6 separate regions of the Mus musculus genome follow, and all the other regions are linked to region 1. A link is a loop called in an ENCODE intact Hi-C map of the cell type or tissue named here. Cell type or tissue: left cerebral cortex. All regions are shown on one strand.

Region 1 (4,000 bases):
ACAATGAAAACTTGATTAGTACCCCCACTTTAGCACCCATTATGACAATGACCTTAAGCAGATTATTTATACTCTCTGAAGATCTCAATTTTCTCATCTGCAAACTATGATTGATTATATCTATGTCACAAGACTACAGCTGAGATCATGTAAACTGTGTCCTTAGAATAATGTGATGATAACGGAGAGCTACTATGCATTTTAAATAGCAGAAAAGCAAGCTGTACTGGCAATTAGCAATCCTGCTAGAGACAGAGATCAGAACATGGAGATGCTCTCTGATATGTGGCAATTCTAGAGACCACACCCATGAAGGAATTGACCATTCCTTTTTTCTAGAGCCAGATGCGTTCACCCAACATAGGTGACTCCTTAAAGATCCTCCATTGGGTCAGTCAAGGATGACAGGCACTAAGAATGCAGAGACCCTGTGTAGTGGGCAGAGAGCAACATAGAAGATGGAAGAGCAATGGCCTCTGAATGCATTCTTCTCTGCCAAGTCTTAGAACATGGGCTCCATTGCTAGTGGGTGAAATCACATAATGAGAGCAAGACTAGGCTACACATAGGGAGCATGTTCACAATGTGCCATAACTCAAAGGGAATAGAATACCAGGGACACACACATAGACCACACACACATACATACACAAACATACATACATACACATACATACATACACACACACATAAACCACATACATATACATACATATATACATACACACACATACATACAGACAAACACACACACACATATATAAACATACATACATACACACATACATACATACACAGATATCTAGGTCAGGAAACAGCTTCATGTATGCTTCTAGGCTACTTTTCTAGATAACAGTATACAGAAAAGGCTGTTTCTGTATGTCTGCCGAGTGTGCACTAACATTCCAAAACAGCCAGCCTGGTGCTCAGGTTACTGCGTGATCCTGACGTAAACTTAATGTCCTTCACTAGTTTTCCTAGATTTTTTTTTAATTGTCCTAAAGACTTAGGTTTGTTTGTTTGGTTTTTGGTTTTACAAATTTCTCAATTTTACCAGGACCACAAAAGGTACCAAAAATGGCCATTCATAATTTTCTAGAAATTAATATTCAGAGGGGGTTATTTCTCTTCCATATCTCTCTCCATCCCAGATGCAGTAAGCTGAGCCACTCCCTTCCATTTAGGAGCAATAGTAAATAGCTAAAAGGTATCCACTAAGTATATTTCTGCATCATTTCATCTCCTTGGGCACCTCTTCAGTGGTGCTGATGAAATGTAATGCCTGATACACATTTTAGGTTGAATCGGCCAACAACTATAACTCAACCATCTATAGAGAGACAGTGAGAGGAGATGCTAACCTTAGCTCTACCTCTAGATAGGTAGGAAGTAGCACATAGCAAGATATAAAGAGTTACCAAGGTCTAAGGGACTTCCCCTGGAATTTCTCAAAGCCAAGGGAACCACCCTTGTTTTAAAATAACAACCATCTAAATGTGTGTGACTAGTTGGTTTTTTTTTTGTTTTTTTTTTTTTGGGGGGGGGGGTCAGCTCCTCTCTAGAATAAGTGGGAAGCCATCGACCTGAAACATCAAAGCGGGGCACCTGTTGACCAGAGGACTTCATAGGCAGGAGGTGTACCCAAAGGGCAATGCATACACCAGCATCTCTTGATGGAGGCTTTGGGAATCTTATAACAAAATCCCCAGCCCCGAGGAAGAGGAAAAGTGAGCGAGCACAGTTGATAAGGGGCACCACTTGTCTCCAGCTCAGCCTCCTACCATGTGGCTGCCTAACGTGCCCTCTAAAAGACTGCGAGGGAGGGAGATGGCTAAGGCCGTGGCTGCAAACCTGGAAAACCTTGCCTGTCTGGGCTCTTCAGCCTTTAGGTCTCAGCTTTCACCAGAGCAGGCATTTCCATCTGTCTTTGCCCGCTCTACACTCCTATCCCCAAACTCCTGCTTACCACTCACCACTGGAATCTCCCTGCTTACAAATAAGTAAATACTTGCTGTCCCATAGCAGATTATGGCCTGGACCACTTGAGCTGTAAAATCACAGGAAATAGTTCCACGTGACTTCGGATAAAACAAAAACAAAAAAACAAAAACAAAAAAAAACCTAGGATAGCAATGGTGAAGGGCGTCCAAGAGGCAGCTGAGGAAGGCTCTAAGAGTTTAGGTCCTAAACAATTCCTTGCTGAAGGAACCCACTGCATGACTGAGAGAAGAAACCCATGTCTATATCTCTGCCAGCCTGGAAACTGCCGACTGAAGGCCAAGGCAGCTCAGGGAAACCTCAGACTGCCAGGATGGTTATGAGACAGTGGTGGTGGCAAGGCTAGTTGACATGGCCAGAGTCAGCCCTCTGGTCCTGACCTGCTTGTCAGGTAGTCTGTAGGAGAGGGCGGGGGATTGAGGGGGGCGAGGTAAGAGACAGTGGGTACTCTGTTCTGACTGTAGAGTGTGAAGGGTCATACAACCCAGAACTGTCCGTACTGAGTGGCCCATATGGGTCTCATATTAAACGCTGATGCTGCCATTTCCCCAGAGGATCAGCCAGCCAGTCAGCCAGCTGCTAGCAAAGCCGCTTGCAGCAGGGTCGCTGCTACCTCGGGGAGGTGTGAGCAATTAGGTGTGCCTGCCTTCAGAAGGCGCGATGTGGTTAGTCTCACCTCACACCCCTCCCCTTCCCCGGCGTACCTCCCACCAGAAGAAACGAGTTAACTTATACGGAGTTTATCGCCTCGCTGGAGGTTGGGGGAAGGGAGTGGTTAGAGCAAGCACGACAGTGGGAACCTTGTTGACTGACAGATTGTTTCTGCTAATCATTTAGGCTAGCCATGGTAGACAGCGGAAGGATGAGCAGGCAACAGCTCATCTTCAAATGTGCCTGGCTTGTTAGGCAAGGGATAACTCGCAAAACTCGCGATTCACAAACATGTTCACCTATCAACTAGGAAAGAGAAAAAAAAAAAACAAAACACGCAACGCGGTCTGGGGAGACCAGAATTCAAGCCCGGCGGCTTCCATCTCCCCTTCCCCGGCCCCGCCCCAGAAGTCCTCCAGGTGAGGCGCACTTGCCAAGTGGTGGGGACCCTAGGGGCGGGTCAGGACTGTTAGCTGTCGCCCACAGCCACCTCTGCAGGACACACCCTCTACCTACCTCCAGCACGGGAGAGGCGCCCTTGCTCGGCAGCGTGCAGCCCAGGAGCGCCGCGAGAAACTTTGCCATATACGAGCAGGGAGGCAGGGTCCCCCTCGCGCTCGCCGCCTCTGTCCTCGACCCGTGCCAGAGCTGGGGTGGGCAGGGCGGACCCAAGCTCGTGGACCCGGGTGGGGGCGGGGATCCGCCCGCCAAGGTCGTCCCGTCGGGGGTCTCTGGGCCTGCAGGGAGCTCGTCGCTGCCACTCGGGAGGTGCCCGGGTGAGAGGAGCAGACAGCCGCGGGCGCCCCTGCCTCCGCGCTGCGGGAGCCCGGGCTGCGTTAGCCTCACCAGCTGAATGTCACTAGCGCCGTAGTAAAGGGAAGGGCCCCGCCGAGGGGGTGTCGGGAGGGCCAACGGCGCACGACCTGCGGCGGCGCTGGGGCAAGGGCGGCGGGGAGCTCAGAGCAGCGACAGCCCAGCCCGCCCAAGGGTAGAGTGCAGGCGACGCCTCAAGTGAGAGCCTAAGCCGGCGACCGGGGGGGGGGGTGGGGGGGGGTGGGGGGGAGGCGGGGGGGGCACGCTGAGAGCTAGCGGCCAAGGCGGGAGGGGCTGTTCACCCAGGTGACCCACTTCCCTAGTTTCTGCCCGATTTGCGACAATGCAGGTGGGAGAGGAGGGAGCCCAGGTCCACAGACATTTGGCGAGTTACCACGACAGAACTCGAGCTACCCGCAAGGGCTCCCCAATGGCACGTGCCAGCCCCACCCTTCCAGTAGGAAAGGAGGTGGTTCCAAACCCAGGATTAAGAACCCTGCTCCTGCCACACGTGAGCCCCTGACACTGGGTGGGATCT
Region 2 (4,000 bases), 470 kb before region 1:
TCCTTAGTGCATAACACTGTTTAACTGGCTGTCATTTATTTTCTCTGCATCCTCAACAGCCAAACATTTTTTACTATTATTATTCCCTTTAAGAAATCAATTCTTCGTGCACTTTGAACCTCACATGACCGGTTCTCTCCTCCTAAATCTTCAAATCAGCTACACACTATCTTCTCTTTTTAAATCTCCTTGTTTAATCCTCTTCGCATTGGCTGACCACCCTGGTCACAACTATGTCCAATTAAAGCAGTCATCACATGCCACGCTCCAGCTACTGCACTCATGAGGAGTCATTATTCACCATCTGAGTCTGACTGCGCCAGACATCAGTCAAGAGCTCGATAACCTTATTCCTGGATTCTTCCCCGCTTTATCCTCCCAGCTCAAGACCCGTCCTCCCAGTGAGACACTGTCAGGGCTAAATATAGCTCTACGCACACCAGCAGTTCCAGGCCATTGTCACATGGCGCTGCTGACGAAGGACTCCTTGGAGACGCGTTCACCCAAACATACATACACAAGTATGCGTGCATATTTATCCATATACACCATACGCCCCGAATCCATCTGCAAACGGGCACATTTACATTCACAAGAGAAAACTGCAGCCCAGATGCTCTCCTAGCGCCCTTTACCACGCTGTGCGAGAGAACACCTCGCCGCACTGTCAGTGCCTTAGCCACAGTGCTTCGCCTGAACTGAACCAATTTGGATGGGGTAAGGTGGCAAGGAATAGTCAAATCACACGCACACTCAGAGAGAGAGACAGAGAGACAGAGACAGAGCGATAGAGCGAGAGAGCGAGAGAGAACACCTCCGTTTCCGCGTTTGCCCTTTTCTCTAGTACAGTGCTGCTGAAGTTATTCCCGGGGCTCTCCAATAAAGAGGAGCCTCCCTCACGCACTCAGCCCACGAGGCTACCAGGTACCCCGGGCCACGTTATTATCACCCAGGCTAGTGTCCGAAGGCAACTCACCTGGGTCACAAAGCAAAACAAAAAACAGGCTACTTGTTCAAGTTTGCATACGAGCCTGGGGAACACACAAGTCCTGTTTCCCTGACTGTTCCTGGGAGTCAGACCTTAAATTATAAGGAAACTGCAGCAAAAAATAAACAACAGCCTGAACACTCTCAAGCACCCTAGGAAACTAGCCAAAAAGTACATGGAAACAACCCTAGGTATGCACAAGAAGCTGAGAGGGAAAGCAAAAAGGATGAACGAGACTCCAACTCAGACAAACCCTCAATATCTAAGATCTCCAAACAGAAGGCCTGGCCGGGGCGAGGCGCAGCACAGCGTCCCCAGATCCCCGGGTCCCCGGGTCGTCAGTGCTCAGCCCCGCACCTGTTGGGAGCGCGGCAGCCCGGGGCACGGAAGCAGCAGGCGCGAGAACTCCTAGTTCTGTGGCTCTGCCAATGCTCGCCAGCCGAGGATCTCCCGCCACGCCGGGGCGCACTGGACAGCCGGCGCCGTTCCGGAGCAGCGCCGGCGCAGCCCGCTCCCGCCATCCCGCCGCGGGGTCCCCTGGAGCACCTACCCGCACACAGCTCGGAGCCTCTGCCTCCTGGCTGCCGTACCGAGGCGCCCCAAAAGGCGAGCTCAGGACCGGGAAGGGTCGAACGCCAGAAGAAAGGGAAAACCCGCCGATCCAGTCGGGGTCCTTGTTTATACTGAAACTCCAGCCCGAGCCGCGCACACCCCCTTGCTGGGGAAATGCCCGCCTCCTGCCGCAGGCCACGCCCCCGCCCGCCGCAGGCCACGCCCATCCTGCGCTGGCCAATCGTGGCGCAGCTCTCCGCCCACGCCGCCCTGCAGCGGGCGCTCGGGGACTTGCCAGGGTTCCGCGGGTAGGGACTCCCGTGACGCTGCGGCCGTACCCACCCACGCTGCAGAGGCTGGCTTGCTGGCGCAGCGGGTCTCCGCAGCCTGGGCAGGGCCCACTCCGGCGCGCGTTTCCTCCTTCGTGTCGCTGCCCGCGGCTGTTTGTGCACTCATGTGTCGCCGAGTGTGTATTCATTTGCCTTGTGTGCTCTACCTGTAAATACCGGCTCGACTCGTTGTACAGTATCTATTATCATAATTATGAGCTGAAGGTTACTGTCCGTGTAACTTTCGGAGGAGATCTGAGAGGAACCACGAAGCACTTGCTGAGTGTTGGGTATTGTAATAAACGCTGGGGGCACACTGGTGGCCGCAACCGGCTGGTCCCAGAAGCTTACTGGCTCCTGGAGGGCAAACGCTAAATAAACTGCTATTCAATCCACATGTAAAATTACAGGTGTTAGAACTTTCGCAAAGGAAAGGAAGATACTCTAGTGTGTAAGGCTGGTCCTCGGTGAAGGTTGTTTTTATCATTGTAGACAGCTACTTAATTGAATCAGCCATTGAATACCTGATAACTATTTTAGAAAAGAAAAAAATAAATATAGAGGTAAGAACTCAATACTCTCCTACGCGTGATAGAAAGGTAAGGGAAGAAGTTGAAATAAAGATACCTTACCCATGGGGGGAAATGCACAAGATTTGGAGACTTTGCAGCTGTGACCCTGAGTATGAAAAGCAGGCTTTGTAAGCTTCCGTTCATACATAAACACTGTAGGACCATCCCATAGACTGTAATTGGCCTTATTAACATGGAGCAACACGGTTCCTCCTCTAAGGTCCCTGCATCTTCTCTCTGGGATGGAAAGAGCCTCTTTTAACCTAACGTTCATGTTCCTTGGCTGGTCTTGGCTGGTCCCTGTCTCTCTCATACTTCCTGCTTCACTATCCTACGCATATTCTACAGATGCTTCTCCTTAAGCCCCGCAGTTTATTCTAAAAACCCTGAGCCTTTTGTTTATCTCTGGTGTCTGTTCTGTGAAGGAGAATGGGTCCACACAAGGAGCCGACTTCCATCCTGAGTCAATTAACAAGTAGACCATATGACACTGGGCAAAGCACACTCTTCCTGCTCACATAGCAAGAAACTAAAAGGGCTGAACTAAACCAGTATTTCTTAGTAGTGCCACCAGAAAAGCCCTTTGTAACATCTGTGAGCTCTCAAGACTGCTGAGAAGGCAACCCAGACAGCTGCCTTTTTACTTCCTGAAGTCTTTGCTGCTAAGCAAAAGATGAAATGTTCACTTTAGAATCTAAAAATGTAAAGCAGATACCACTATGATATTGACACTGTTTTACCTTATTCTGGTTGGCCTTTCAGGGTCCTTCTAGCTCCAATGTGAAAACTATTAGTTGTGGATACACCTTAGGAGCCAGCATTCCTAACCATAGCCCTGTGTCTATCACACAGACACCTGTGAAACCCTCCTCAAGGCACTGTAGGCCTCTGAACCCCTGTATACTCACACGGTGAATGGAAAGAACTGAATTCGTCAACTTCTCACACACACACACACACACACACACACACACACACACACACACACACACACACACATGTGTTTAACATAAAAATGCAAATATTAGTAAACTCAACAGTCATGTTGAGGCAAATCAAGTCTTCAGAGTAGAATCCCATTCCAGCACTGAATGATAGTGACCTGTGTTGCACTTCCACCACACAGGGACTGTATAGCTATGTAAGGAAGGGTTGTTTGTCCTATGCCTCTTCTAATACTCAGGCGTGCAAAAGTGCAAATATCATCATGAATGGTACAAGTCCAACTTCCTTTCTTTTTTGGCACTTTCATTTCCAAAGAAAAATCCCAGCTTACATCATGCTATAGTCAGAGTATTTTTCAACCCACCTTTTCAGAACAATGATGCTATTGATTGACGGGTCCCATGAGTTATTTACGTAGATGTCAATGTGCAATCTCTACTGATATGTTTTCTTCAGCTTGTGATGTTATAAATAGTTCACTTTGTTTTATTTATTATTGTTGTGTGTGTGCATAATGTGTGTGTGAGAGCCATTGTCTGTGCACGTACACACATACACGCACACGCACACGTGCACACGCACACTTACGCATGCACACACTACAGCATGGGTGT
Region 3 (4,000 bases), 120 kb before region 1:
TGGAGATGGGGTGAGGGGGGAGCGCACAATCAAACTTCCTGCATCATGCCTCCCCCAGCAGACAAAGCCCTGGGCCGGACGTGGGACACCATGATTTTACTAGTTGTGAGTGCCAAAGAGCTGGACTATACAAAAGATGCATCATGACGACTGCCTGCATCCCACTGGTGCTTTCCCATTTGTGTTCATCATCATCCATGAACATTTTTATGTGTCTTGAAGACGAGAATTTAATTTTTCGGTATGCTCTGTATTTAAACATTACCATAGTTACTGGGGAATTCACAGAAATTGGTATTTATATTAGTCTGTTTTCTATTGCTCCAACAAAATACCTTATGCCAACTAATATATTTAAAGGCTTATTTAATTCATAGTCTTGGAGCACACCCTCCTTCTCAATGCCTTCCGCCCCCACTCACCCCACTGCCGCCTCTGCCAGCACCCCACCTAGTCAGTATCGACTGAGCTACTCATCAGAACATCAGCTCGTGGATGCTGATCATCAGCTCGTGGATGCTGATCATCAGTACAGCCGCCGTGCTTGTGGGAGAGATCACACAGGGAGACAGAAAGCCAGAGAGCTGGAAGGAACCAGGGTTGTTCTTTAGTTGAGAACTCACTTCGTCCCTTCAGAGAGCAATACCCCAGTACCTGGCCACCTTGAATCAAACTTCACCAGGTACCCAGAGCTCAGTCCCTGGGTGACTGCACTCGTGATCCAACACAGTCTACTCAGAGACCTGGCCCTTCTCCCATTCACCAAACCCAACAAAACTCCTCCATCTCCCTCTTGGCCTGCTTGCTCATGCTACAAGCCTGGTCGGATGCTATGACTGGCTTAGGCACAGATGCAACAATGGCCACTTTAAGCAACGACTATTTTATTGCCAGGTATTAGGTACTTAGCATAATCACTGAATGGGATAGAGGAATATGCAAATGGCGATAAAACTTCCCTTCCTCGATTCAGAGTGACAGGTACAAGAAAATGGTAGAAGATGGCTCCCCAAGGAGCTATCTCAAGATACCCTGAACACTCAGGATTGTCACTACGGAGGGCATAACCCAAGACAGACTCTTTGCAGCTTAATAGCTTAATAACAAAGACGGTGCTGTTACCCGCATATTCTCATTAGCATCTCTACCTCCAGAACGTTATTTAACCAGGGACTGAGAAGCACAGAAATATTTATTATGAGCAATAAGCACAATCTTGTAGCGGACTAACGGCATGCTAAGCAGGTGAGTGCAAGCCGTGTGCTTCTGCAGCCCACTGGGCACCTCTTTCCCCAGGACAGTTATGGAAGCTCTGTCTGCCACCAGCCCCATTGCAGATCCTGAGCACAGCACAGACTCCTGGCTGAGTTGCCAGTCATGAAGCTCTGCCAGACATGGGGACCGATCAGAGCTTTTGAAGACAAAGAAAACCCCGGGTGAAAAAGGCTGAGTATTATGATATTTTTGAAATGCCGGTGGCATATAAATACTCCGGACAGTCATGATACTCTGCTTACATCCAGGGAGAGCTCCGGATTGTATCAAGTCCCAAAGTCCACTGCTACTTCTACAGAGTATTCACCATCTCTAGCAAAAGAAAAAAAAAAAAAATTCCATGCCTTAGATCCTACATGTGATCCTGGCCAAGTGTGTCAGCGAGATCCTGGAATCCTGTGCTTTGTGACTTTCGCTGTGACAACCACATTTCCAAGCCCATGGTCCCAGGCAAGACAGCATTTGTAATTGTCTTGTTGGCTCCGGGTAAAACAAATACACATTTAGATCACAACAGATAAGTGCTTCCTCTCTGAATTAATCATACTCGCGTGGCCTGAAAACACACCCCTATCAGGGAAATTGAATCTATCTCAGAGCAGCAAATGCACCCACACACAGAGAAAGTGGAACTTCTTCACCTAAGGGAATTTCAGGATATCAGCTCCATCCCTCAAGCTTTTGTGAGGTTTTGTTGTTTGTTTTGTGTGTGTGTGTGTTTTGTTTCTTTTTTTGTTTGTTTGTTTTTGTTTTTGCCATCCCTACCATGGTGCCAAGCATAGCAACAGAGACCAGAATGCTCCACAACTCATCCCTCCCTTCCAGCTGAGATCCTATCCTCTGGCCATACTGACTTTTCCTGGAAGGCATCAGGAAGAGGTGCTTCCATAGGAACGCTTTCAGCAGCCACTGCCAAAGAAAACCCAGAGGGAATGCTCTCCTCTCCCCTCCCAGGATCTCTCCCCTTCCTCTGCATTCCCTTCTTTCCTTCCCTTCCCTGTGATTCCATCACCATAGGTTCAGTTCTCCTGGAAACAGACAGGGGCAAAGGTTCACCTGCAGCCATGGCAGGGGAGGGAGGAAGCTTCGGGAGGAGGAGCAGAGCTCAGTTACAGTGATGTCCACAGAGAGCTGCATGTTGGAAGGGCCTAGGGGAGATGTCCGTAGTGGGTCTTGGCAGTGCTGCCCTGACTAACACAGAGTTATACCCCTGGACAGTTCCCTTCAAAGTGGACAATGTCCTAGAGAAGGCTCGGCTAGGAGCCTTCAGTACCCAGCATCAGTCCAGGGGCTGAGGGATGAGCAATCCCCTTCTAGAGGAGCAGACTTGGGTCACCCAGCGCAGAAGCCTCCTCCTGCCCCCTTCTCTTTCTCTGGCCCTGGGTCTTACGCTCCTTTCTTCTCCCTGGGTTTCTGCTTCTGAGTTCCTTCAGTTTGTTGAGCACATTTGCAATAATTCCATCCATCTAGTGTCACTAGGTGGGGAGACGATCTAAGGACAACTAAGGACCTCCAAGAGGGTTCAGTGGGTGGGTACAGGTGCTAGCATGTAGCCTTCCAAAACAGAGTTTGCTCCCCAGGGTCCACTTGGTACAAGGAGAAAACTGATTCCCAAATGTGGTCCTCTGGCTGGCACTCACATACACTTCCCCTCCCCCCACCCTTCCCCCTCCTCCTCTCCTTTCCCTCTCTCTCCCCTCCCCCTCCCTTGTCCCCTCTCTGTCTCTGTCTCTCTCTCTCTCTCTGTGTCTGTCTCTCATATATATTGAGTTTATATATATATATATATATATATATATGGGGTATCTGTGTGTGTATGTATACACACACATATACACATATAAATAAATAAAAGAGTTCATGCATAGCATCACTTAGCAAAACTGTAATAAATTTTCAAAAGAAAATTCTTTTAATATAAAGTCTACAGTACCAAATGGGTATCAGACATCATTCTTAGCCTTAAATGTGCTCAGTGGCCTCCACTGAAGATATTAATCAGAAAACATCTCCACCTCATCGTCTCCTGTAAAAGAGGTGAGTGCAGGCTCTCCTTGGGTTAATTCAGTTTTGTTTATGCCATGATTGCGGGTCAAGTTTAAAATGTAGGTTAACGTAGTGGGTACTTTCATAAGTATCCCAACTGTGTTGAAATATGAAAAGTAGCAATGCGGGAAGGGCTCTCGCGTGTCTTGTGTCAGCGTGACTGCTACAGACTCAAAACCGTTTGGTCATCTGATAGTCAACAACAACCTTACAGATGAAAATGCTGTTGGAACTTACAAGTAAGAAAACGGAGACTTAGAGAAGCCACATGGCAGAAAAGGCTAACTACCCTAACACCCATACCACACCCATCCTTATGCTGATCCGGCTTCTAAGGAAGTTGTCAGGAACCACACCCCCCAGTAACTAAGGAGGAATCTCGAGGTTCATTCTAGTTAAGTGGGCACATGTAAGTGTAGGAGCCACTCGTACTTCCTTCATGGTCTCTCGTATGAAGAAGACTGTGAAGACCTAGCGGGAAGCATGGTGCCCGCGAAGGAGCCCAAGCCCATGAATCACCATGCAGAAAGCGGTCCTCGACCATGAGCACAGCATCACACCGTTTTATGAGTAATAGCTAGATAATGAAACCGGATTTCTATTTATACAGCCGTGTTTTCCCATTTCACTGAATGCTATTGGAGTGATCATAACTAGCTAAGGGCATACTCGGTACTTG
Region 4 (4,000 bases), 520 kb before region 1:
GGTTAGCCAGTGTAACCAAAGAATGAATTTTGACTTCTGGACCTTGACGATTTGATAGTTGGATCTTGGTGATCAGTCTCAGGAATGAGTCAATGCCTAAATAAGGGAATGGCCCTTGGAGGCTAGCTTCAGGAATGTTATCTAAGGGTTTAACAAAGAAGAGGGGAGGAGAAAGTGCAAAACCTGCCAGCGCAACGCCATGCTTGCCATGTTTGGCCCTGTTAGCCCTTCACTGTCTATTGGCAAGAGTTGGGCATTGCAGTATCCCACTATCAGTGTGAGGATCAATGCATGATTTCATCTGTATTTAATCCTATTATGAACTTGGGTGCCTTGGAGTTTGCTTCATAGATGTTAAAAATTGCAATGTCCTCTTGATGGATTTTTCTTTTGGTGAGTATGTCGTGTCCTTCCCTATCTCTTTCTGATTATTTTAGTTTGAAGGCTATTTTGTTAGATACTACAATGGCCACACAAGCTTGCTTCTTAAGTCTGTTTGCTTGGAATACTTCTTCCAGAAAGCCGATGGCTCTGAATCCATTCGGTTCAAGATGCTTTTTGGGTTCTTCTGGAAGAAGGATGCCTAGGTTTTTGGACTCTACTGGAGTCATATTGTCCCAGTTGTTATTTACTGTGTTTTTTATGCTGTCACCTAGGGTTTGGGAAGATTGTAATTCTAGATGTTTAAATCTGCTTTTATGTTGTTGGATAGGTGTTTCATTCATTGGTTTCTGTTGCCCTCTCTGGTTTTTAGGAGGGTCTACTAGTTGTGTAATATCTAGTAGTTAATTCTTCTGGGTTGCTGCCAGGAGTGACCACTAGGGTTTCTGGGTAAAATGTGTTTCTACGTATTGGGATCTGATGCTGAGGAATTCGGATGGACTAGGAGGCAGGATATGAGATGGTCCGCAGTAGGGAAAAAAAGCAGTGTTGTCTGCTAGGATCTGTTTATTCCTCTGGGAATGGGGGCAGAGAGTGAGGAGAGGCCACAACAGCTAGTCTCTTATGGACCTGGAACGAGATTAGAGGATGGATGTGGAGGAGAGGAGAAAAAGATCTGAAGCTCACCCACCTGTTTCTCTGGTCTGCTTGCTTCTCTGTAGGCTTGACTGGCGAGTTGCTAGGGATGCCTACTGGAGTCGTGGGTTGGGATAACAGGATGGAATGATGGGAAAAGCTGGAGAAAACCTGAGTAGTCTGCTAGAGAGCAGAGGAAGACTGTGAGTCGCCATTGTTGAAGTGACCAGCACTTATAGACACTTGGTGTGAATTCAAGTGTGCTGGACACCCCTTTCCGTCTTGAAGGGATGGGGAAGTACAAGAAGCTTTGGCAAGAAGTGTGTGTGTGTGTGTGTGTGTGTGCGCGCGCCCGCGTGTGCATGTGTGTGCCTATGTGTTGCTGGTCTGAGGAATGTATACATTCACACAGAAATGGCCAGGCTACAACTCTAAAGGAGCAAATTCCTTTCCTCTACAAAAGGAAGATATTAATGTCAAAGGTAAATTGGACTGCGGTCATGGTTTTTCCTAAGGATGAATTCTGACTTCAAAGGTCCTGGCTTCTCAAAAAGCCGACAATACCTGCCAGGTAAAAACCATGGTTCTTCTCACAATTCCCACAAGATGGCAGCATTTCACCAAAGATGTCCCTCTCGTTGCCTATAAGAGAAAGAAGTGGAAATCAGTAGAGGACTAGTTGAGAATTCATAAAAGCAGAAAGAGCCCCAAATAGTTCCAAACCCTGGTGGCCCTCCAATTAAATGAAGCTCTTTAGCTTGAGCAGTTGCCTTCTAATACAATGGCTTCCCGCTTCCTACTTCTTAAAACAAGGCCCATCTGATACTCCAGTGCCGGTGCTGTGTTCACCACATGAGGGCGGTGAAGTCCCTTTGACGGCAGAGGATCGATAGTTCTGAATCTATTTTTTTGAAGATGCTTTGGGTTCTGGGACTGGATGAAGGGTGTCCAGTCACCTCTTGGCACCATGGAAGCCACTCACTCTTTCTCCATTATCAGTCTAATCAATATGGTGATTTTCCTGCCTTCAGCCCCCATGGCTCTACAGTTGACCGAGCCTTCTTGAACTCTACTTCAGGCTTCTTCTGAGCTCCCAGCTCAGCCCTATCTGATCCTTTTTGGGTTCCGGAGAAGAGGGAGTGCTATCAGTATCTGTAGTGAGTGTACTTGGAGATACATGCTGACGATCACAAGATGGGTGACTCTGTCACACTGGAGACAGAGAGAAGACACGAGGAGAGTCACAAGTTTGGTGTTGCTTACAGTAGTGGTACAGAACCGTCTCCACTCTCTTGAATTAGGTATGCCTCCAGGATCAACGGTAGCTTTGAGAACAACATCAAGGCTGTTGTGGATCCTTCACTCCACCCTCCCGCACCAGACTCGAGTCAGCGTCCGCTCTTACACCATAGCATGCTATTGCTTTGGCAACCAGTTCTTAGGTCAGCATTGCTGGAGAGAAACAATGGAGAGGATTCAGGAAAAGCATTTAGATGAAGAAAAGCAAGAAAAAGAGGCTTTCTGGGGTGTAAGTAGCTTGAGGTTTATTGGGGATAAAAGGGGGTGGGGAATAAGTGAGTGGGTGGACAGATTGGTGGATGTTGTTCGTAGAGAGGAAGTAGGCTTTGTAAAATCTCTTCAGTGTCTGCCCCACCCCATCCCTGCCACCCCTGTATTTCAGGATGCTGTCTGTGTCTCTGTCTGCCTTGCTACTTCTCAGATTGTATCTGGTGCTGAGTGAGGCAATACTTGTTGGCACTCCCAACCTACACACTCTGTGTTTACAGACAGTTATCATATCATTAGTCATTGCCTAGCAAGTACCGCTTTCATGTTTCCACATCTGGGTCCCTCCCACCCCCTCAGCTGTGTGTGCCCCACTCTCTGATCTCCTTCCAACACTTCCTTCTTCTTCAGACCCCAGAGATCTTCACAGACAACTTGTTGTCTCAGGTAAAAGATCAAAGTTATCAAGGAATGATGGGGGCATGTTGTGTGGACTCAGGGGAGAGCTAATACTTTTCACAACAGTTCTAAAGCCAGAACCAGAACCAAAGAAACTCCATTACTGCACACCCCATTTGCACACAATGTCTAAACTCTTTTTTAAAGTACATGAGTACTGCAATTCAGACCCATGGCATTTTGAAAGCATACCTCTAAAATGGATTGAATACATTTAGCGATTTTCTTTCTCCATTACAGAAAAATCCACTACAGAAGCCATAAACTTTTGTAGAGCAAAGAGGAACAAGACCGAAAGAGAGAGGAAGAGAATCGCAGGAAGGGACCTCAGCCTTGGGCCAGAAGACTTTGCACTCTAAGGCCTTGGCAAGCAGTGGTGCTAGGTGCAGCTATGCATCAGTTGGAGAAGAGATGGGGAGGGGGTGCAGGAAGATGGGGACTGAGTTGATTTGTATCTCTGTGCTTGATTATCTGGCTAGATCAGGAGATGAGAGTAAATGGTAATGAAGCAGCTCCGAGGGAAATCAGGCCAGCACAGCATAAAGGAGAAGCAGGTAAGACTCGGCAGAAAGTGGACATCTCCAACCTTCTGCGGTTTTAATCTGAAAGTCCAGTGCCTGCCACCCAACGTGCAGTGATATCTTCCATATGAGTTCATTCTATCTATTCATGTTCTTGGTCCTTCCCCCTCTTCCCCCATCCCGACAGCCATTCTCTTGCTACAGGTCCATTACTTATGTCATCATTTGCGATATCACACGGGTGCTCTTCTCCCTCTGCACACCATCCCCACCCCAGTCACAGTTCTATACCAAACCTCCCTCTATAACTCCATAGCTAAGACCTACTCAGTGATGACCTTGACTGTGAGGCAGAAATCACTCTCGGTACTGACTGGTTTTGTGTGTCCACTTGACCCAAGCTGGAGTTATCACAGACAAAGGAGCCTCCCTTGAGGAAATGCCTCCATGAGATCCAGCTGTAAGGATCAATAAGTGATCAAGGGAGAGGGCCCACT
Region 5 (4,000 bases), 130 kb before region 1:
GGACGAGAGAGTCTGGCTAGCTCAGGTGGCTGGCTTGGTGGGCTGCTTGGATTGCCTGGTGGCTGTGGCTGGAGAGCAGGGAGGCCTCCCGGCAGGAGATTAAACACAGAGCTTGTTAGAGGGAAACCTGCTCCATTGCTCCAGCACAGAGGATCCTGATGAGCAGAGACAGTACATGGTTTTAAGACATTTATTGTAGAAAAGCAGGGGGGGGGGGGGTAGAGAAGCAGAGGGTGGCCATGGCCATGTGGAGAGAGGGGAGAAAGGAGGGGGAGAAGGAGGGAGAGAAGTGAGAGTAAGAGGGGCAAGAGCTTAAGAGAGAGAGAAGGGGCCAAGCAGCCCCTTTTATAGTGGGCTGGGCTACCTTGCTGTTGCCAGGTAACTGTGGAGCAAGGCATACCTGGCTGTAGTCAAGTAACTGTGGGGGTGGAGTCCAGCCAGAATACCAGGAGCTTGAAAAATTGCCCTACATGACTGAAGGCCACAGGATTATGGAGTTGAGGGCTTATGGTGTCAGGTGCCTAGTGTCTGGGAGCGTAGCTCACAGTTCCGTCCCTTAAGATTTTCTACTGGGTCTCCGGAGTAAGCGTTGTTCAACCAGAACACAGACTGCCTTTCACAGTCCAACATAGAGCCATTTCTGTATGGCTAACAAGTCTCAAAGCCCCAGATGTGGACCCTGACTACAAGTCAAAAGGTGCTCACTGTGATTATTATCACTACGAGTTTCTCGAAACACCACGCAACCTCTCCTGTGATTGTTTCTTCCCGTCTTCATGTCTTACAGTTCCACGTGTGAACCCAAGAAACAAAAGGGGCTGAGCACAAACCTGGGCAGCCACAGTGTCTTCCCTAAAGCTATAGTGAAAGCTTTATGTCTCCCCATGAAAGGCTGCTTCTTGTTCCTCCCGAAAACCAAGACCCATTAATCACGAAGGCACCGATCTTCCTCCCAGATTGGCCATCTCAGAAGCAGCTGGGAGGTGCTGGTGATCTTCCACGGCTTCCAAAGAGGCAGGATGCAGTGCCAGGCCAGCAGACTGCAGTGATTACCCACAGCTCCCCTCCAAGTCAGCCGCCCAGCAGGCAGCCACAGAATGCCTCCTGTTTGTACCAGTGCCTTCCAGCCTCAGCATCTCTAACCGAAGAGCTCATTTATGCTGCAGAAAATGGAGACCATGGCACCAATTGAAAGTGCTTAAAAGATAAAGCTCCCATCCGTTTCCAGGCCATGACACTGCAGGTGCAGTTTAGCCGCGTCCTGCCTGTGCAGAGGCTGTGATCAGTATTTCTCAGGTGAACATAAAACACAGTAGTTTTGCTATGGATAATGGGTTGTTCATCACTGCAAAGACTCTTTGTGTGTGTGTGTGTGTGTGTGTGTGTGTGTGTGTGTGTGTGTACAGTTACAAAATGCTTTGTTTCAACTGGAATCAAAATGACAAATCGTTTCACTTCAGAGTTCTGCTGCCTGTCTTGGGAATACTGAATGGCTGGAAGACAGTATGAAGAAGGCCAGGCTAGAAAAAGCACCAGAGACAGGCTCGCTCCCCCATACCCTTTTTGTTTCATTTTTCATCAGCCCCTGCGTTGGCCATTCAGGTTTAAATGATTTCTCTGTAAAGCCGTGACAACTTCACATTTGAGAGTAATGCCCTAATGTACTGGGATGTAGGATGCCTCTGTAGGAGAGGCCATGGGCAGACACTACAACTCCCAGGAAGTCTTTAATTTTAGGGAGGAGCCGCACCGGTTGAAACTGGATATAGTGGGAGGCACTCGATCTGCTGTTGCGGATTCCCTTGCAGTTCCTGGAGCTGCCTCATTAAAGGCTGTGAAAACCATGTTGTCGCATGCAGAAGCCAGCATGCTTCTGAGGTGACTGAGAGGCCCAGATGCTCAGGACTGTGCATATCGCTATGCATTTGTTAAGTAAAAAAAAAGATTCTTCTCTCCTGCAGGACTTCAGAATCTCTAGAATGAAGCCAAGAAATCTGATTTCATCAGGAGGGTGGAGCCTGAACTATTATAGGCTTATGTGTGTATATGTATACCCTAGCCTGCCTCGGAGCGAAGCCAAGCCTTCCCTGGAATAAAGTGAACATGCGACTCTCCCACCAAGACTGGGCATGCAATGGATGGTGTGCCTGGCATGGGTATACCAACTTCTCACCACTCTTAGTTTCTTAGAGAGCCATGAATGCCTTTGAAACCATTTAAGTTCACATCTACTGTGATTATCTAGTCTGAACCAAGAGATGGTGGCACCAGCATCATTGTAAGTAAGATGGGGAAGTATCTGCTTTAAAAAAAATAAATAAATATAATGAGACAAAATCCCTATTTCTAATAGCCTTAAAATATCATCATTAATACCTCTCCATCTTTCTTCAGATCGCTAAATTGGGAAGAAGTCAAACCTGGGAGCCCCAGGAACCTCATGGAAACCTGCTTCTGTGGGTTAATAATTTAACTGTCACACGTGGGGCAAGCACTTAGCTCTAAACCTTTTGTAAAACAGAGGGAATGATCCCACCAGATTTATGTGCTATAAAGACGAGATATGATAATATATGTAAAACATCTAGCACAAGCAGACAATGAACGTGTGTGTGTGTGTGTGTGTGTGTGTATACGCGCATGTGCACACACACACACAATCGACTCCTAGTTCTGCCACCTCTGCTCGCCAAGTCACTGGCATTCCTGCTTCGTGCTGCCTTCTTTGCATGCATGTTAATGATTTCCTGAGGGTGGGTTGAGTGCTATTTTAACAGCCTTGTGTCGTTCTACTTGTTAGCAGTTACAGTGAATAATAAATGCAGCTTATTAATCATTCTGGATGGTCTCCGCAACAGAACACGGCCCTGGCAGCTTTCCTTATCAAAAGGCTAAAAGAGGAGTCTCAGAAGGGACAGAGCTCGATCACACAGCTCAGGTTCCATACACCCTGGTTTGTTTCTCCAGCGAGATCCACTGATGGGTTTCTCTCTAGTAGAAAATCCTCAAGGTCCTTTCTCCAAAACGATGAAGCACATAATAAGCCCTAGGATAGTCAGGCACCCAGGCTGGCATTCCACTTTCTCCATTTGGTAACTGGTGACCTTGACAGATGACTGACCCCTTCCACTCTCATCTTACCAGGTTGTCCTTAGAACTAAATAAACTTAAGATATCATACTTTGCATGCACAAGGTAAGAATTCAGATAACTATTCTTAATTCAGCTGACACATCTTCTGACATACTCTCAGAGCGAGGGGCCACTCCCTTCAAATAGAATATGGTCCCCATTTTCCTGGGAAGGTCAACTTGTCTATCAGAAGCTCTACAGATAACTATAAAATTAGGTTGTGGAGAAGGGGAGAAGGGTGGGATTGAAGACATCTACAAATTTGCTTTGGTGCATGCTTGAATACACACACACACACACACACACACACACACACACCAATTGCCCCCTCCCAAAGAGGGAAAAATTGACCGAAAACTTAGAAACCTACAGATTAAGTGACTGACTCAAAAATTCATATCTACTTTCAGACTTACAAAAGGAGTAATAGTAGGACTACACTAAAACCCCATCCTTTACCATGATTTCCAATAGCAGTGGCAAGGTCAAGAGTCTATATCAGGTAGATTAAGAACTGTTCGTGTTCTCAAGCTTTAACTGTGCAGAGGAATCGCATATATTAAAATGCACATTCTAATTAAGTAGGTTGGGAACCTTGAAATTCTATATTTCCCATGTGCTCCTAGGTGGCGCTCACTACCCAGCACCCCCACTTTGACAAGGAAGGATTCAGACAAACTCAATAAATTTACAAATTTATCCTTCCTAAAAGAAATCAAGCCCACAGTCATAGAAAACTGGCTGGTCCAGACTTTCCCCGTTGACATTCTCCTTGAGAGCGCCCACTGTGGAGAGCATGTAACCGACAACCAGGCATCTAGAACTTGAATTTGGCCTGAGAGCTCACTTTGACAACCGTGAAGTGACT
Region 6 (4,000 bases), 160 kb after region 1:
AGACAAGTAAACCCAACCCAACCAAGAGCTGAGTGGGACATTCATTCATGCTATTGTTAATTATTTGTAATTTGATATTATTTGTATACTGGCTCCACACTTCTCAGTAGTATGGCCTGGAACAATCCAACTTCTCATTTTCCCACCAAGGATAAACAGATAAAACAGAACCTATTTCATAGGAGCTTTGTAAATACCAAGGAATAACATATATAAAACACAAGACAGTGCAAGCCTGCCTACAAGGCAGGGCGCTGACCCCCAGTGTGACCTCAGCTCTGTTTTCTGTGCCCTATCTGACCACATGACACTAATTCAATATGTACTTGGAATCTCTTCTCTCTAAGTTCTTAGGGTGAGTTCCTGATCTTAAGGCCATTTATAGGAATTTTTCTGTGGTCTCTATTTCAAGCTACTCTTCTTTCTAGTCATGTTTCTTCCGAATCTTGCTTCCCTCAGCCCCAGGAAAAGAAAAACTAAAGTTGGATCTTATGAACAACTATATTTAATATTATGGAATATTTATGAAATATTATCAAATAATAATAAATGCACAGTTTTTGTCAATGAAGGAAGCAAATAAAAATTTTTCTAAAAGTTCCATTGGGGGGGGAGGGCTAGAGAGATGGCATAGTGGTTAAGAGCACTGACTGCTCTTCCAAAAGTCCTGAGTTCAATTCCCAGCAACCACATGGTGATTCACAACCATCTGTAATGCAATCTGATGCCCTCTTCTGGTATCTGAAGCCAGCAACAGTGTACTCACATATATAAAATAGATAAACCTCTTTAGAAGAAGGAGGAGGAGGAAGAGAAAAGTAAGGAAGGTGGGAAGGAGGGAGGGAGGGAGGGAGGGAAGGAAGGAAGGGAGGGAGGGAGGGAGGGAGGGAGGGAGGGAGGGAGGGAGGGAGGGAGGGAGGAAGGAAGGGAGGAAGGAAGAAAGGAAGGAAGGAAAGAAAAGAAAAGAACCTTTTTAAAAAGTTCCTCTTTTTTTAACAATTAAAGTCAAAGAGGATTAATCAAAGTCTTAGTATCAAAGAACATTCTAGAAAAAGATGGTCGGGCCACATGCCACATGGCTGTCCTACAGCAGGTTTAATGCCCCATTCTGTAAGGAGACTGAAATCAGAGGAGGTAAGATAACTTACTCCCTTCCCAGGTTAGAAAGGGGCAGCATCACTGCTGTCTCGCATCAAAGGGATGAGAAAATGAACACACCCAATGCTTGCGTATGATGTGGCAAGGTGAAACTAACCAGGAACTTCTTACCCACAACAGCCTGTCATGTGCAGCTTGAATACAAAAGCAGAACATAGGGATAACTTTTCAATCGGCAAGTCAAGAAAAAGAAAAAGTCATTTTGGGCACAAGAAAACAAAAGTTTCAACAAGCTAATCTCAGAACCGAACACATGCTCAAGACAACCCCACCGATCTGATGTGCAAGCAGCTAGAGGCAGCTCTGGAGAGAGGGCCACAGGGAAAGGAGTTACACTAGCTCCTGGTCGGCTCCTCAGCACTGGATAGACCAAATCTCCACCAAATCCCACATCCCCCCTCCATAGTCATGCTAACTCTGGAAGGTTTCTTACTATTTTAAACATACGCAGTGGTGCCTTCAAACCAAAGATAAAGTTACGGTTCTCTTCACGGCTCCTGTTTGTAAACTGAGCCTGACCTGAGATAGCCTGGTTGGTTTGAAGCAGTACACTCCCACACTCACTTGCTTTAGCAGGTTTTGGCCTTAGCTAGAATGAACAGCAGTTTTCAAGCCATGCATTGAGTAAGAGCGCCCTCATCAGGCCCCAGCTAACATGCTGGTATGTTAGCAGCCTAAACTGCCTCTTGCCTCCCACAATAGGAAAGTTACATAATTGATAAGCAAAAACTGCAGAAATATATGCCAGCTTTCCAAAAACTTTCTCCAAAGCCATATGACCCAAATTCTCATTTAATAAAGGCAAGGCGGTTTTTGTGAAAGTAGAGAAAATACTAAGGTTTAAAACTGTATTTGTTTAACCCCATCTGTGATCCTGAACACATCTCTTAAGCATATTTTACTCATCATCGTTAAGATGGGATGACCTTTAGTAAGTCCCCCTTTTCAGAATTATATCATTTTAAAGTTCACTTTTTATTACATCTTATTTAGTGGGGATGGTTGATCTTTGAAACCTTTAAGCCCACCCTTAGTAATCGACCTCCTCCAACAAGGCCATATCTACTTCAACAAAGCCACACCTCACAATCCTTCCCCAACAGTTCCCCCAACTAGGAAGTATATATTCAAACATACACCCATGGCTGCATTCTCATTCAAATGAGTATACTGAACAAGTTTTAAGTACAATTTCAAAGCTGTTGGTTCCTGCCAAGGCATGTGTGCCACCATTGTACCTTTAGGGAAATCACGCCATGCTGGTCATTGCTTTCGTTCATAGGCATCAGACCTCAGGGAGGAAGCCTTTAGGTCAGATCCAGTTCAGAGCCTCTAAGTCCTGTATCCAAAGTATATGGTCTCTTCAGCAATCTGGATAGGCCCCACCTCCCAATGTGCTGTCAGCTGTCATCTAAGCCTTTAGCTCATGGATCTATGAGGGATGCTATTCCAAAACATAGCAAGCCCCTTATCAAAGTTTTGATCTCTGTTTATTTTCTGAGAGACAAAAAGAATATGAATTCAGATGGGAGGTAGAGGTAGGGAGGATCTAGGAGGAGTTAGGGGAGAGTAAACCATATCAGAATATATTGTATTGTGGTGATTTTAATGAAAATGACCCCCATAGGCTCATAGAGAGGGGCACTATTAGGAAATATGGCCTTGTTGGAATAGGTGTGGCCTTGTTGGAGGAAGTAGATCACTTCAGGGGTGGGCTTTGAGGTCTCATATGCTCAAGCTAGGCCTAACGTGGCATTCATTCCAACTGTCTGTGGATCAAGATGTAGAACTCTCAGCTCCTTCTCCAGCACCATGTCTGCCTGCATGCTGCCATGCTTCCCTCCATAATGTACTAAACCTCTAAACTGTAAGCCAGCCCCAGTTAAACATTTTTCCTTTTAAGAGTTGTCATGGTCATGGGGTCTCTTCACAACAATAGAAACCCTAACTAAGACACCACACAAGCCCTACAAAATACAGACTCTTCTAAACAGCTCATGGAACTCTCTCCAAAGCAGATCACATAATAGGATGTAAAACAAGCCTTAACATGTATGTGACATTATTTCTTCTATTCAAAGAGGCACCAAAAAGATTCCTCATCATGATCTAGTAGGGCTCACTCCAGCAATGTAGATACACAAATCGCTAAGTGTAATAATGTGTCATATAGATAAAGTCAAGGACACACACTCCATTCCTATTCAATGCATGCTTGAAGCCTTAACTGGAGCCCAGGATGAGAGAAGCTAACGAAGGAGAAATAGGAAAGAAGTTGTTTTATGGATGTTATTTTTGAAGAAGGCGGGCAGTTGGAAAGGGTGGGTCCGGGAGGAGTTAGGAGGAAGTGCAGGGGATGGATGTGATCAAATACACTGCATGAAGTGCTCAAAGAATCTAAACACTACAGTACATTTTTTTAAAACTCTTTTTTTAAAAACTGGAAATAGATCTGCCATATGACTCAGCTATACAACTTTTGAGTATTTAGCCAAAGAGTATTAGCCAACGTATTTAGCCAAGTCAGCATGTCACAGAAGTGCCTGTGACACACTGCACTGTATTGTAGCACCCTTCACAATAGCCACTTTATGGAACAAAACTAGGTATCTAATGGCAGAGAAATGTATAAAGTAAATTCAGCTTACATTATACAACACAGTCTTTTTTAAATTCTTTGTAAATTTTATAAATGCATACAATGTATTTTATTCATATTTACCCCCATTGGCTCTCCCCAGGAGTCAACCCTCTCCAACATGGCTCCCTTTCAATTTCCTGTCTTTTTTTTTTCAATTATAGACCACTAAATCAAATTAATGCTGTCCTCAATTGAATCATT

The links. Peaks named below come from ENCODE experiments on the same cell type or tissue, not always from the same donor. Only the 100,000 strongest peaks of a DNase experiment are listed, where the experiment ranks them.
Region 2: it touches region 1 in a loop (2.6-fold over the local background); 4 of 42 quality-filtered maps call a loop at or near these places.
Region 3: a loop joins it to region 1, with 6 times the contacts of the local background. A loop is called at or near these places in 2 of 42 quality-filtered maps.
Region 4: a loop joins it to region 1, with 2.2 times the contacts of the local background. A loop is called at or near these places in 2 of 42 quality-filtered maps.
Region 5: a loop joins it to region 1, with 2.3 times the contacts of the local background. A loop is called at or near these places in 2 of 42 quality-filtered maps.
Region 6: it touches region 1 in a loop (3-fold over the local background); 5 of 42 quality-filtered maps call a loop at or near these places.

The regions. Positions count from the first base shown.
Region 1 is chr5:99,725,579-99,729,578 of GRCm38, forward strand. It overlaps A930011G23Rik (RIKEN cDNA A930011G23 gene), which reads right to left and starts at 3,482. Exons shown (of 4, transcript NR_030692.1): 1 at 3,166-3,482. In left cerebral cortex, no CTCF peak of the experiment used is centred here; DNase peaks (open chromatin) are centred at 2,364, 2,847, 3,187, 3,506 and 1 more place; H3K4me3 peaks cover 1,856 bases; H3K27ac peaks cover 1,555 bases.
Region 2 is chr5:99,251,176-99,255,175 of GRCm38, forward strand. Rasgef1b (RasGEF domain family, member 1B) reads right to left here and starts at 1,752. Exons shown (of 14, transcript NM_181318.4): 1 at 1,539-1,752. In left cerebral cortex, CTCF peaks have their summits at 1,526 and 1,737; DNase peaks (open chromatin) are centred at 462, 1,806 and 2,846; H3K4me3 peaks cover 2,476 bases; H3K27ac peaks cover 2,279 bases.
Region 3 is chr5:99,605,323-99,609,322 of GRCm38, forward strand. The region is part of intron 1 of A930011G23Rik (RIKEN cDNA A930011G23 gene); the gene reads right to left. Among named protein-coding and RNA genes, the nearest start is that of 4930405H06Rik, 6.9 kb to the right of the region's middle. In left cerebral cortex, no CTCF peak of the experiment used is centred here; no DNase peak of the experiment used is centred here.
Region 4 is chr5:99,200,885-99,204,884 of GRCm38, forward strand. No RefSeq gene overlaps it. Among named protein-coding and RNA genes, the nearest start is that of Rasgef1b, 50 kb to the right of the region's middle. In left cerebral cortex, CTCF peaks have their summits at 1,668 (motif pointing right) and 1,873 (motif pointing right); DNase peaks (open chromatin) are centred at 1,180, 1,670 and 1,819; H3K4me3 peaks cover 267 bases.
Region 5 is chr5:99,596,852-99,600,851 of GRCm38, forward strand. The region is part of intron 1 of A930011G23Rik (RIKEN cDNA A930011G23 gene); the gene reads right to left. Among named protein-coding and RNA genes, the nearest start is that of 4930405H06Rik, 15 kb to the right of the region's middle. In left cerebral cortex, a CTCF peak has its summit at 1,840; DNase peaks (open chromatin) are centred at 1,078, 1,917 and 2,800; H3K27ac peaks cover 1,535 bases.
Region 6 is chr5:99,890,473-99,894,472 of GRCm38, forward strand. No RefSeq gene overlaps it. Among named protein-coding and RNA genes, the nearest start is that of Vamp9, 14 kb to the right of the region's middle. In left cerebral cortex, a CTCF peak has its summit at 1,791 (motif pointing left); a DNase peak (open chromatin) is centred at 1,785.